Regions from separate parts of the Homo sapiens genome. Here region 2 is linked to region 1. Evidence: chromatin loops called from intact Hi-C (ENCODE). Cell type or tissue: OCI-LY7. All regions are shown on one strand. Each heading gives the region's core, and the rest is flanking DNA. Links, peaks and the distances in the headings are about the cores only.

Region 1 (5,377 bases), core at 128-5,127:
GCGGTGGCTCACGCCTGTAATCCCAACACTTTGGGAGGCCAGACGGGCGGATCACGAGGTCAGGGGATCAAGACCATCCTGGCTAACATGGTGAAACCCCGTCTCTACTAAAAATACAAAAAATTAGCCAGGCGTGGTGGCAGGCGCCTGTAGTCCCACCTACCTGGGAGGCTGAGACACGAGAATGGCGTGAACCTGGGAGGTGGAGGTTGCAGTGAGCCGAGATCGCGCCACTGCAGTCCAGCCTGGGCGACGGAGCGAGACTTCGTCTCAAAAAGAAAGAAAGAAAGAAAAGACATTTTCTTACCATTAATAGATCCCCTATAAAAATATCACCAGGAAATTAGCAGGTTATCTTCAGTTTTTCTTCCACAAGAAATAGCAGGAATGCATTGTAAGGAACATCAAAAGGGAACAAATGAGGTAGCCAAAGGAAATAGGTTAGCTGATCAGGCAGTTAAGTCAGAGGCAAGGAAGCCTCAAGCCGTTAAGGCACTTAAGCCCCTTCTAATCTAGGAAGGCTCCATAAGAAAAATTAAACCTCAGTATTTCCCTGCAGAAATAAAATAGGCCACTTCTCGAGGACGTAGTTCCCAGCCCTCAGAAAGGCTACAGTCAGAGGATGGCAAACTCCATTTGCCAGCCTCCAGCCAATGTCCTTAAAATCCTTCACCAAGCTTTTCACTTGGGAAAGGATAAAACTTATCAGTGTGCTCAGAGATTGTTTTCAGGCAGGAAACCTCTAAATTGGTTAAGCATGTAACCTCTCTAGCTCACTTCCAACAAGAATTAACGCAACTAACAGAAGTCCAACCCCAGGAAACAGAACCACCTTTATTTAACCCAGGAAATTTGGTGTTAGTGAAAACCCTCATCTCTGTCTCCTTCCCTAAGCCAAGCTGGGAAAGGCCCTACACTGTTCTTCTTTCAACACCATTGGCAGTAAAAGTTACAGGAATCAACTCCTGACTTCCACATTCAAGTCAAAGCCTGAACAGCTGAGGGATCAACCTCTGACAGCCCAGAGGCACGTCCTGAATATCAATGTGGAGAAATAGAAGATCTTAAACTGAAAATCATAAAAGATAAGTAACTGAGTGAGGGCTACTCCTACCTCATCGGGTACTTTTTATTATTTCTGCCTTTCCTCTCAAAATCTGCCACCAAATATTAAAATTCCTTTTAAGGCATATTTGCAGCGAGATTTAATTATACATGGGATTGCATTTGTAACTTTGTAGATCCCCAAAGGGAAATGTTATATCTAGGCAAGTAAAGACTTAAACGAAAATTATTTACTATGCCACTCTTGTGGGAAATGTTATAGTTACACCACTATTTGCGATGGAACTATACACCGTGGCACCCACAATGCGGAATTTTGGTTGTAAAATTCTAATTGTTATAATATTTTGCCTGATTATCTTCCTTATCTTAGGATTAATAATTGCAGGAAAGATTTAGTCAAGGTTATTTTGCTTATAGCAGGAGTGATAGTTATGGATAAGAAGCAAGCATAAGGCCGGGCGCGATGGCTCATGCCTGTAATCTCAGCACTTTGGGAGGCCGAGGCAGGTGGATCACCTGAGGTCGGGAGTTCGAGACCAGCCTGACCAACATGAAGAAACCCCATCTCTACTAAAAAATACAAAATTAGACAGGTGTGGTGGCGCATGCCTGTAATCCCAGCTACTCGGGAGGCTGAGGCAGGAGAATTGCTTGAACCTGGGAGGAGGAGGTTGTGGTGAGCTGAGATCGTGCCATTGCGCTCCAGCTTGGACAACAAGAGCGAAACTCCATATCAAAAAAAGAAAAAAAGCAAGCATGAAAGTATAAAAGTTTTACTATCATTAAGTTTGATATGACTTTTTACTGAAAGTTGGTAATAGGATGCATTCTAAACTATTAAAAGAAGTTTATAAAGAAAGATTTTATATAAGGAAGGATTGTGTATGGTAAATTCTTGTCCTAAAAGGAAATGACTGGTTGTTTACAGGAAGGATGTTTAGGACAAGTCAGAGAGTTTGAGTATGTTGTAAGAGGGTCTGTGAAAGTCACAAAAGAATTTACTAATTAAAGGAAAGGAATTGCCAAGATTAATGCTAAAGTTATTTTAGCCACCCAATATCATATTTCTCCCAATCATATTGCAACTCACAAAAATGGCCTATGCCAAAAATTATTCTCTAATGGGAAGTCAAGGGGAAAATGTATGCTTTTCTCAAGGAAAATGTATGCTTTTCTCAAGGAAAATGTTACTTTTATATAAAGTCTCTGGTAATGTACAACGGCATCTAGTGGACGAAAACCGGTATTGCAACCCTTTGGTGTAACTAACAGATTTCAAACTCAGTTATGGTCTACAGAATTCCCTCTAATGGTGGTCATCTTAATACTCATACTCTAACCCTATATTTTAAATCTTCTTGTAAAATTTATCTCTTTTCACCTAGAAGCAATCAAACTCCAAACAACGCTGCGAGCAGAGCCACCCATGGACACACCATTCTTCCTAGAACACTTAGATCAACCTCAGGAGGAGGACCAACTGCTGTCCCTCACGTGACGAGCCTTTTCAACAGGAAGTAGCCAGAAAGAATTGTCATCCAACACCCCTTAACAGCAGTTAGGTTTACTTCTCTTGAGGCAGGGAATAATACAGGAGTTATTAGGAAATAATTTTTAGGCCACTAGAAAGGGTAAAAGTTCTCAGTGGAAATTTTCCTGTCATGAGAAGCAACCCCCAAACCATTTCTTTTCTAACAGGCAGCTTGAAAAACCAGGCCGGCAAGTTTGATATGCAAATGCCAGTGATTAGAAACTAGGTCCACCCAACATGGCCAACATGGCAATTCCCACCCTCTTCTCATTGTCACCACATGTGCCAAGTGTCATAGCCACCTCCAGATAACTCACACATGCTCAGGACATCTTGGTGGCCTGCATTTGGATGTTAAAGGGCTAAGGTGGGAGTGCCAGGGTTTTTTGTGGTCTACGTGAATGACACACCTGGTCAAACCAATCCCTTGGGCCCTATGCAAATCAGACACCTCCTCCTCCAGCTTCCTAATATAACCAACTACTTCCGTACCACACACGAGGTTTCTCCCTTGGAGCCTCACTCCCTCTGTCTCTGTACAGGAGAGCTTCTTCCTTCTTTCCTGCCTATTAAACTCTCTACTCCTTAAAACCACTCAAGGTGTTTCCGTGTTGTTTTATCTAAATCAGCAGGAGACCAAAGACCCTGGTGTTCCTTCATTCATCAGAGCCATATCGCCATTAGGATCCACCTCCAACATTGGGAATCACATTTCACCATGACATTTGGAGGGAACAAATATCCAAACCGTATCAGGCTTATACAGTGAATCTTAAGAAACCAATAGATATCATGGTTTAGACTATTCCTATTAACCGAATATGTTACATGTGAAACTCTTCTACATCTGAGTAAAATAACAACATAAACTTCTGCAAGAGAAAGAATCAGAATACAACATTGATATAAAATTGAGTCTCCTTGTGGGATAAAACAGCAGTATTAAGGTTATGTTTTTGAATAGCACAGGTATAGTAATATCAATGCTAAAACTGGAAGAGAAAGTAGCAAAAGCACAGCTGTAATTAATGCAGATCAAATAAATGATGATTTTTGACATTGAGATATAATTTGTGGTTGTATATTAATAATTGTTGTGATAAGATTAGTAGCACCTAACATTGATGAAATACCTGCTAAGTGTAATGAGAAAATGGTTTGATCTACAGAGGCTCCTCCCTGGGCTAAATTTCCTGCTAAAAGTGCTGTTTTAAAGCTTTAAAATGATTCTACTTCCATAGTTTGCTACTTGAGTGATACATGTATTGCTGTGATAAGAACATAGATTGTAATTCCCCTTCCCTGCAAGAGTAGTATGTCACACCTCATCAGACCACACATGTGAGTAATTGACCTCAACTACTAGACTCCAAAATACATATAAACCCAAGATTTTGACTGACACTTTGACAGCTCAGACTGTGACCTTAGTTAGTTACACAGAAGGCATTTTTATGGTGGACCTTGCCCCCGATCTGTGCTTGCAGCTTGATCTTTCAAGCTGTTTCTTTGTTAGAAAGGAATTCTACCAAGGACATGTCCTAGCTATCTGCCTAACTGGTACTTTTCACTCTCCTCTCATTCGTAAATTTATTATTTATTTATTTATTTATGGGGTTTTTTTTGAGATGGAGTTTCACTCTTGTCCCACAGGCTGGAGTGCAATGGTGCAATCTCGGCTCACTGCAACCTCCGCCTCCCAGGTTCAAGCGATTCTCCTGCCTCAGCTTCCTGAGTAGCTGGGATTACGGGCGTGCACCACCACGCCCAGCTAATTTTTGTATTTTTAGTAGAGACCGCGTTTCACCATGTTGGCCAGGCTGGTCTCGAACTCCTGACCTCAAGTGATCTGCCCTCCTCGACCTCCCAAAGTGCTAGGATTACAGGCATGAGTCACCGCGCCCAGCCTCATTAGTAGATTTAATATTATTATAAAGGAGTTATAAATTAGAATTGCTGTTACTCAGCTTATATGAGTAATTGATGAGTAGGCTAAGAGTTTTTTGTAATTGTGTCTGATTTAGCCCTTCTCATCCTCCTACTAAAAATGATAATATAGCGGTGGTTAATATTATGTTTAGGTTTGAGAAAGAAAATGAACATTTTATCTGAGGAATGTGAGCTCCTTTAAATTATCAAGCCCAGAGGAATATTTAAAATGTGACAGCAGGCTGGACGCAGTGGCTCACGCCTGTAATCCCAGCACTTTGGGAGGCCAAGGCGGGCGGACCATGAGGTCAGGAGATCGAGACCAGCCTGGCTAACACGGTGAAACACCGTCTGTACTAAAAATACAAAAAATTAGCCGGGCGTGGTGGCGGGCGCCTGTAGTCCCAGCTACTCGGGAGACTGAGGCAGGAGAATGGCCTGAACCTGGGAGGCGGAGCTTGCAGTGAGCCGGACATTGTGCCACTGCACTCCAGCGTGGGCGACAGAGTGAGACTCTGTCTCAAAAAAAAAAAAAAAAAAAAAAAAAAACTTAAAAAAAAAATGTGACAGCAATCACATCTCACTCTCTGCTTGAGCTAATTACCTCTTAAAGCCCCTTGCAACATGGGCTCTAGACTGACACTAAGCAGCCACAAAATGCCCTGTGCTGGACACCATGTATAGCCAATCACTAACCAATATTATTTCTGTAAACCAATGAGAATTCCTATCAAACAACTTCCGCAGGCAAGTCATGCAATGTCTCTGCAGGTCTCCGAAGCTCTCATGGAGATGGTAGCTCCTCTCTGCATCTGGTCATCCAGTCCTCTATAAATCACCTGTGAATCT
Region 2 (5,377 bases), core at 107-5,106, 290 kb after region 1:
TCCTTCTCAGCAGCAAGTTTTCTCCACGTCCTCAGGAAGGATCCAAAGTCTTACCATTACAGCATCTCTGGGTCTCGCTGGGATCATGACTATTTATAATCTCCGCAAAGGGTGGAGCCTGAAAGGGCGACAAGCCCCCAGCCCCACCCCACCCCACCCCACCCCCCTGAAGCAATCTTGTGATCTCTCGGAATTCTGTGTTATCAGAACTACCCCCGCCCCCGCCCCACAGACAATAACGCCCTCCCTCCCCCCTCTCTTAAAACCACATCCTTCCACTCTCTCCACCCTGGGTTTTTTTTTTTTTTTTTTTTTCAAAAGCTCATCCTTACTCCTTCCCTCTTCTAATAGCAGCTAGAGCCTCTTAGTTTCACAGACAAAATACTACCAGAAAAGCCTGGAGGGAGGGCAAATACACTATTTTATGCTCTCGCATCTGCTTGGGATTAAAACAATCTACAGAGAGATTAGAATAAATCTATCCATACAAAACGAAGTCAAGTGGGTGCTACTATCAGAGATTTAAGGTTGTTAGAAAGAGTGTTAGTAAGAATTCTTGATCCTATGAATTTATAGGCTGGGTCTACAATCTTTTTTTTTTCTTTTTTTTTTGAGACGGAGTACACAATCTTAAAGGGGAGGGAAAGACAGCCTGAGAGAAGAAAATCAGGGAAATAATTTTGCCAGTGTTCCTTTCTTCGCATAATCTCACCTGGAGGGAAGAAAATCTGAATTTCTAGGAGCCAGACCAACTATCAGGGCAGTAGGAATAAGAGGTTCAACTGTTTATGGAATACAATCCATATCCTTTTTTTTTTTTTTTTTTTTTTTTTGATATGGAGTCTCTCTCTGTCGCCCAGGCTGGAGTGCAGTGGTGCGATCTCGGCTCACTGCAACCTCCGCCTCCCGGGTTCAAGCAATTCTCCTGCCTCAGCCTCCCGAGTAGCTGGGACTATAGGCGCCCGCCACCACGCCCCGCTAATTTTTGTATTTTTAGTAAAGACGGGGTTTCACCATATTGGCCAGGCTGGTCTCAAACTCCTGACCTTGTGATCTGCCCGCCTTGGCCTCCCAAAGTGCTGGGATTACAAGTGTGAGCCACCGCGCCGAGCCCTATATTTAATAAGGCATTTGCCATATCACCCATTCTGAATTCTGCATCACTTTCTGCTAGTCTCAAGCTTATAGCATCTAGAAATGCAATAAATACCGAATTCAATTAAGCAGGTATTTGCCGAATACACGCTATGTATCAGGTACTCTCCAAGAAGCTGGTGATTCTTCAGTGAATAATAGAAAAAAAGGCCGGGCGCGGTGGCTCACGCCTGTAATCCCAGCACTTTGGGAGGCCGAGGTGGGCGGATCACGAGGTCAGGAGATCAAGACCATCCTGGCTAACACGGTGAAACCATTCTCTACTAAAAATACAAAAAAAAAAAAAAAAAAAAAAAAAATTAGCCGGGCATGGTGGCGGGCGCCTGCAGTCCCAGCTACTCGGGAGGCTGAGACAGGAGAATGGCGTGAACGCGGCAGGCGGAGCTTGCAGTGAGCCAAGACAGCGCCACTGCACTCCAGCCTGGGCGACAGAGCAAGAATCCGTCTCAAAAAAAAAAAAAAAAAAGAATAATAGGACAAAAGAGTTCTGACCCACAAGTCATTTATAGTGTTTCCCTTCTTCCCTTTTTATAAAGTATAAAAAGGGACTAGGGCAAGTAATTCTCACATAACTGGAAAAGATTATTAATATCCTATTAGTTATGGACTGTGAGTTTCTTGAAAGAAAAGTGTTACATAAGTATCTGATTACTAAGCTATACAAGAAAACTGAACAAGCTAAGCAGGAGAAGAAAATAGGAATGAGAACTGAGGGAGGGATAATCGGGGAGAGAGAAGAGTGGTTCCAGGTTGAGAGTAAACAAAGCAAAACAACTTGGTTTGTGTTTAAACAGCTGGGTAAGTGAGAGATAGTATCTAGGCTTTTTTGGAGGAGGAATATCAACTATCAAATTCCTAATGCCCATTCATTTGTAGCTTGCAACCCTTTCAGTACTGGAGGTGGCAGGGTGGGTGAAGGACGCTTGGTAAAGAGATAAACTTTTTCCCAGTGGTGAATTGGAGAAAGTGTATCTTCCTTTAGGGTTTTGGTTGAGGGCCTAGAATTCAAATTGATACTGCTGGACCCGAGAAAACTAGATTACTGTTGCTTCCTTTGCTTTAACGAGGATATTGTTAAAATCTGATTTGATGACAACTCCCCTCCCCCATCTCACCATTGCCTTCCAGGAAATGCTGAGCCAGAGGCCCCTTTAGTCACCACAGCAACTGAATTTAGTATCTAAAGGAAAAAGGATATCCCAAAGGGCAGTGCTGTCCAATAGAAATATAATATGAGCATGTCACATTATGGTTTCTAGTAGCCACACTAAAAATTTTAAAAGAAACAAGATAAATTTTTTTCATAATTATTTTATTTAACCCAATATATCCAAAACATTGTCATTTCAGCATGCATTCAATATAAAAATTAATAGTTTACTTTTTTGTACTAAGTCTTTGAAACATATTGTATATTTTAAATTTACAAATTAAAGGGATATGTAGCCCCACCAAAACAACAAAGTTGTGTTTATCAGGAAAATATTTTAAGTTGCATATCGAGCGTTGCATGCAGGCAAATTGCATACAGCCAAGCCTGGCCGCCTAGCCCAGTCGTACACCAGGGTGGTCTTGATCTCTTGATCTCTCTTTTTTTTTTTTTTTTTTAGACAGAGTCTTGCTCTGTTGCCCAGGCTGGAGTGCAGTGGCGCGATCTCGGCTTACTGCAAGCTCCACCTCCCGGGTTCACGCCATTCTCTTGCCTTAGCCTCCCGAGTAGCTGCGACTACAGGCGCTTGCCACCGTGCCCGGCTAATTTTTTGTATTTTTAGTAGAGACGGGGTTTCACCGTGGTCTCCATCTCCTGACCTCGTGATCATCCCGCCTTGGCATCCCAAAGTGCTGGGATTACAGGCGTGAGCCACCGCGCCCGGCGATCTCTTGATCTCGTGATCCCCCCACCTCAGCCTTCCAAAGTTCTGGGATTGGCTGGGCGCAGTGGCTCATGCCTGTAATCCCAGCACTTTGGGAGACTGAGGCGGGCAGATCACCTGAGGTCACGAGTTCGAGACCAGCCTGGCCAATGTGGTGAAACCCTGTCTCTATTAAAAATACAAAAATTAGCTGGGCGTGGAGGCGGGAGCCTGTAATCCCAGCTACTGGGGAGGCTGAGGCAGGAGAATCGTTTGAACCCAGGAGGCGGAGGTTGCCGTGGGCAATTGCACTCTAGCCTGGGTGACAAGAGGGAAACCCCATCTCCAAAAAAAAAAAAGTGCTGGGATTACAGGTGTGAGCCAGCTCGCCCGGCCCTGGCCATATATATTTTTAAAGGTTACAATTGGAATTCAGCCGAGTCTTGAGAATCTACAAATGTGTTGACCTGGGCACAGTGGCTCACATCTATAATCCCAGCATTTTGGGAGGTTGAGGTGGAAGGATCACTTGAACCTAGGTGTTTGAGACCAGCCTGGGCAACACAGTGAGACCCCTTCTCTACAAAAAAAAAAAAAAAAAAAAAAATTAGCTGGACGTGGTAATGGCAGGTGCCTATAGACCCAGCTACTTGGGAGGCTGAGGTGGGAGGATCACTTGAGCCCAGGAGGTAGAAGCTGCAGTGAGCTATGCAGTCTGGGCAACAGAGTGAGACCCTGCCTCAAAAAAGAAAAAAAAAAGTGTGTTGAGCATATTGAGACAAGTATTCCTTGAGCAAGTGGGACCTAGGAGGAACCTGATGCTCAAAAACCAGTTCTGCACTGGGCTGGCCCCCAAAGCAACAGGAATGTCCAAGCTTAGATAGTCCTTCACCCTGGCCGCTAGAGAAGAGTTGTAATGTGAATCTCAATCCTGGAATCTAAATCTGCAGAATGTAAATCTCAATCCTAGTTTCATGCAGCTTTGTGGGATGGGTGCTTGCTAGTATGATAACCAAGTGGAAAACAAACATAAAATCTAAAGTCAGGGAACACAAGGCTTTAAACGCATTGAGGTAAAGACAGGGAAAACTGTCTCTTTCATAAAACAATGTAAGTGGCATTTCAAGACACACTAAAAAGCTAGTAACTGGACCAGGCGCGGTGGCTCACACCTGTAATCCCAGCACTTTGGGAGGCCAAGGCGGGTGGATCATCTGAGGTCAGGAGTTCGAGACCAGCCTGGCCAACATGGTGAAACCCTGTCTCTACTAAAAATACTAAAAAATTAGCTGGGAGTGGTGGTGCGTGCCTGTAATCCAAGCTACTCAGGAGGCTGAGGCAGGAGAGTCACTTGAACCTGGGAAGCAGAGGTTGCAGTGAGCCGAGATTGCACCACTGCACTCCACCCTGGGCAACAAGAGCAAAAACTCCATCCAAAAAAAAAACAAAAACAAGACCAGGCGCAGTGGCTCATGCCTGTAATCCCAGCACTTTGGGAGGCCGAGGCGGGTGGATCACAAGGTCAGGAGATTGAGACCATCCTGGCTAACACGGTGAAACCCCGTCTCTACTAAAAATACAAAAAAATTAGCTGGGCGTGGTGGCGGGTGCCTGTAGTCCCAGCTATTCAGGAGGCTGAGGCAGGAGAATGGCGTGAACCTGGGAGGCGGAGCTTGCAGTGAGCTGAGATTGCGCCATTGCAATCCAGCCTGGGCGACACAGCAAGACTCCATCTCAAAAAAACAAAAAGAAAAACAAAAACAGAAACAAAAGAGCTAGTAACTGCTCTAAAACTTTGCTTGCATCTGTAATATTCCTCATAAAGAACAACTTTTGTTAAAGCAACTTTTTTATCTTCCTTTATTAGGTTAGTGTAGGCAGAGTTCACTTTGAATTTGAAAACACTGTAGAAAATAAGTCCTCAGGGTGAAGAAAGAAAGAATTTGAGAAATGTTGATTTTCCTGTCTATAGTGGGTTTAAACCATCCATCCGTCACTCCTGTTGGCCCTGAAGGGCCTAATCCCAGCTCCCAGGCCCTTACCACTTTCAGAAGGGTCTTCTCTCCTCCTCCCTCTCCCTTCTTCAAAAATGAATCAATTCCACATCAGTGCTAGATGAATTATCCTAAATCAAAATTTGAATCGTATCAATTTCCTACTCAAATACCTTCAATAATTATTGAATAAAGCCTAGACCAGTACTGTCCAATATAAATATAATGTGAACCACATATGTCACTTAAAATTTTTCTTCTGGGCATGGGGTCTCACACCTGTTGTAATCCCAGCATTTTGGGAGGCTGAGGCGGGCAGATCACTTGAGGTCAGAAGTTCAATACCAGCCTGGCCAACATTGCAAAAGCCCGTCT

The links. Peaks named below come from ENCODE experiments on the same cell type or tissue, not always from the same donor. Only the 100,000 strongest peaks of a DNase experiment are listed, where the experiment ranks them.
Region 2: a loop joins it to region 1, with 5 times the contacts of the local background. A loop is called at or near these places in 1 of 110 quality-filtered maps.

What each region holds. Positions count from the first base shown.
Region 1 is chr12:7,643,288-7,648,664 of GRCh38, forward strand. No RefSeq gene overlaps it. Among named protein-coding and RNA genes, the nearest start is that of APOBEC1, 20 kb to the right of the region's middle. In OCI-LY7, for the core only: a CTCF peak has its summit at 2,304 (motif pointing left); DNase peaks (open chromatin) are centred at 2,314 and 2,994; H3K4me3 peaks cover 332 bases; H3K27ac peaks cover 526 bases.
Region 2 is chr12:7,936,119-7,941,495 of GRCh38, forward strand. SLC2A3 (solute carrier family 2 member 3) reads right to left here and starts at 69. Exons shown (of 10, transcript NM_006931.3): 1 at 1-69. RefSeq lists a silencer at 198-247 and a cis regulatory region at 2,096-2,443. In OCI-LY7, for the core only: a CTCF peak has its summit at 2,124; a DNase peak (open chromatin) is centred at 323; H3K4me3 peaks cover 695 bases; H3K27ac peaks cover 481 bases.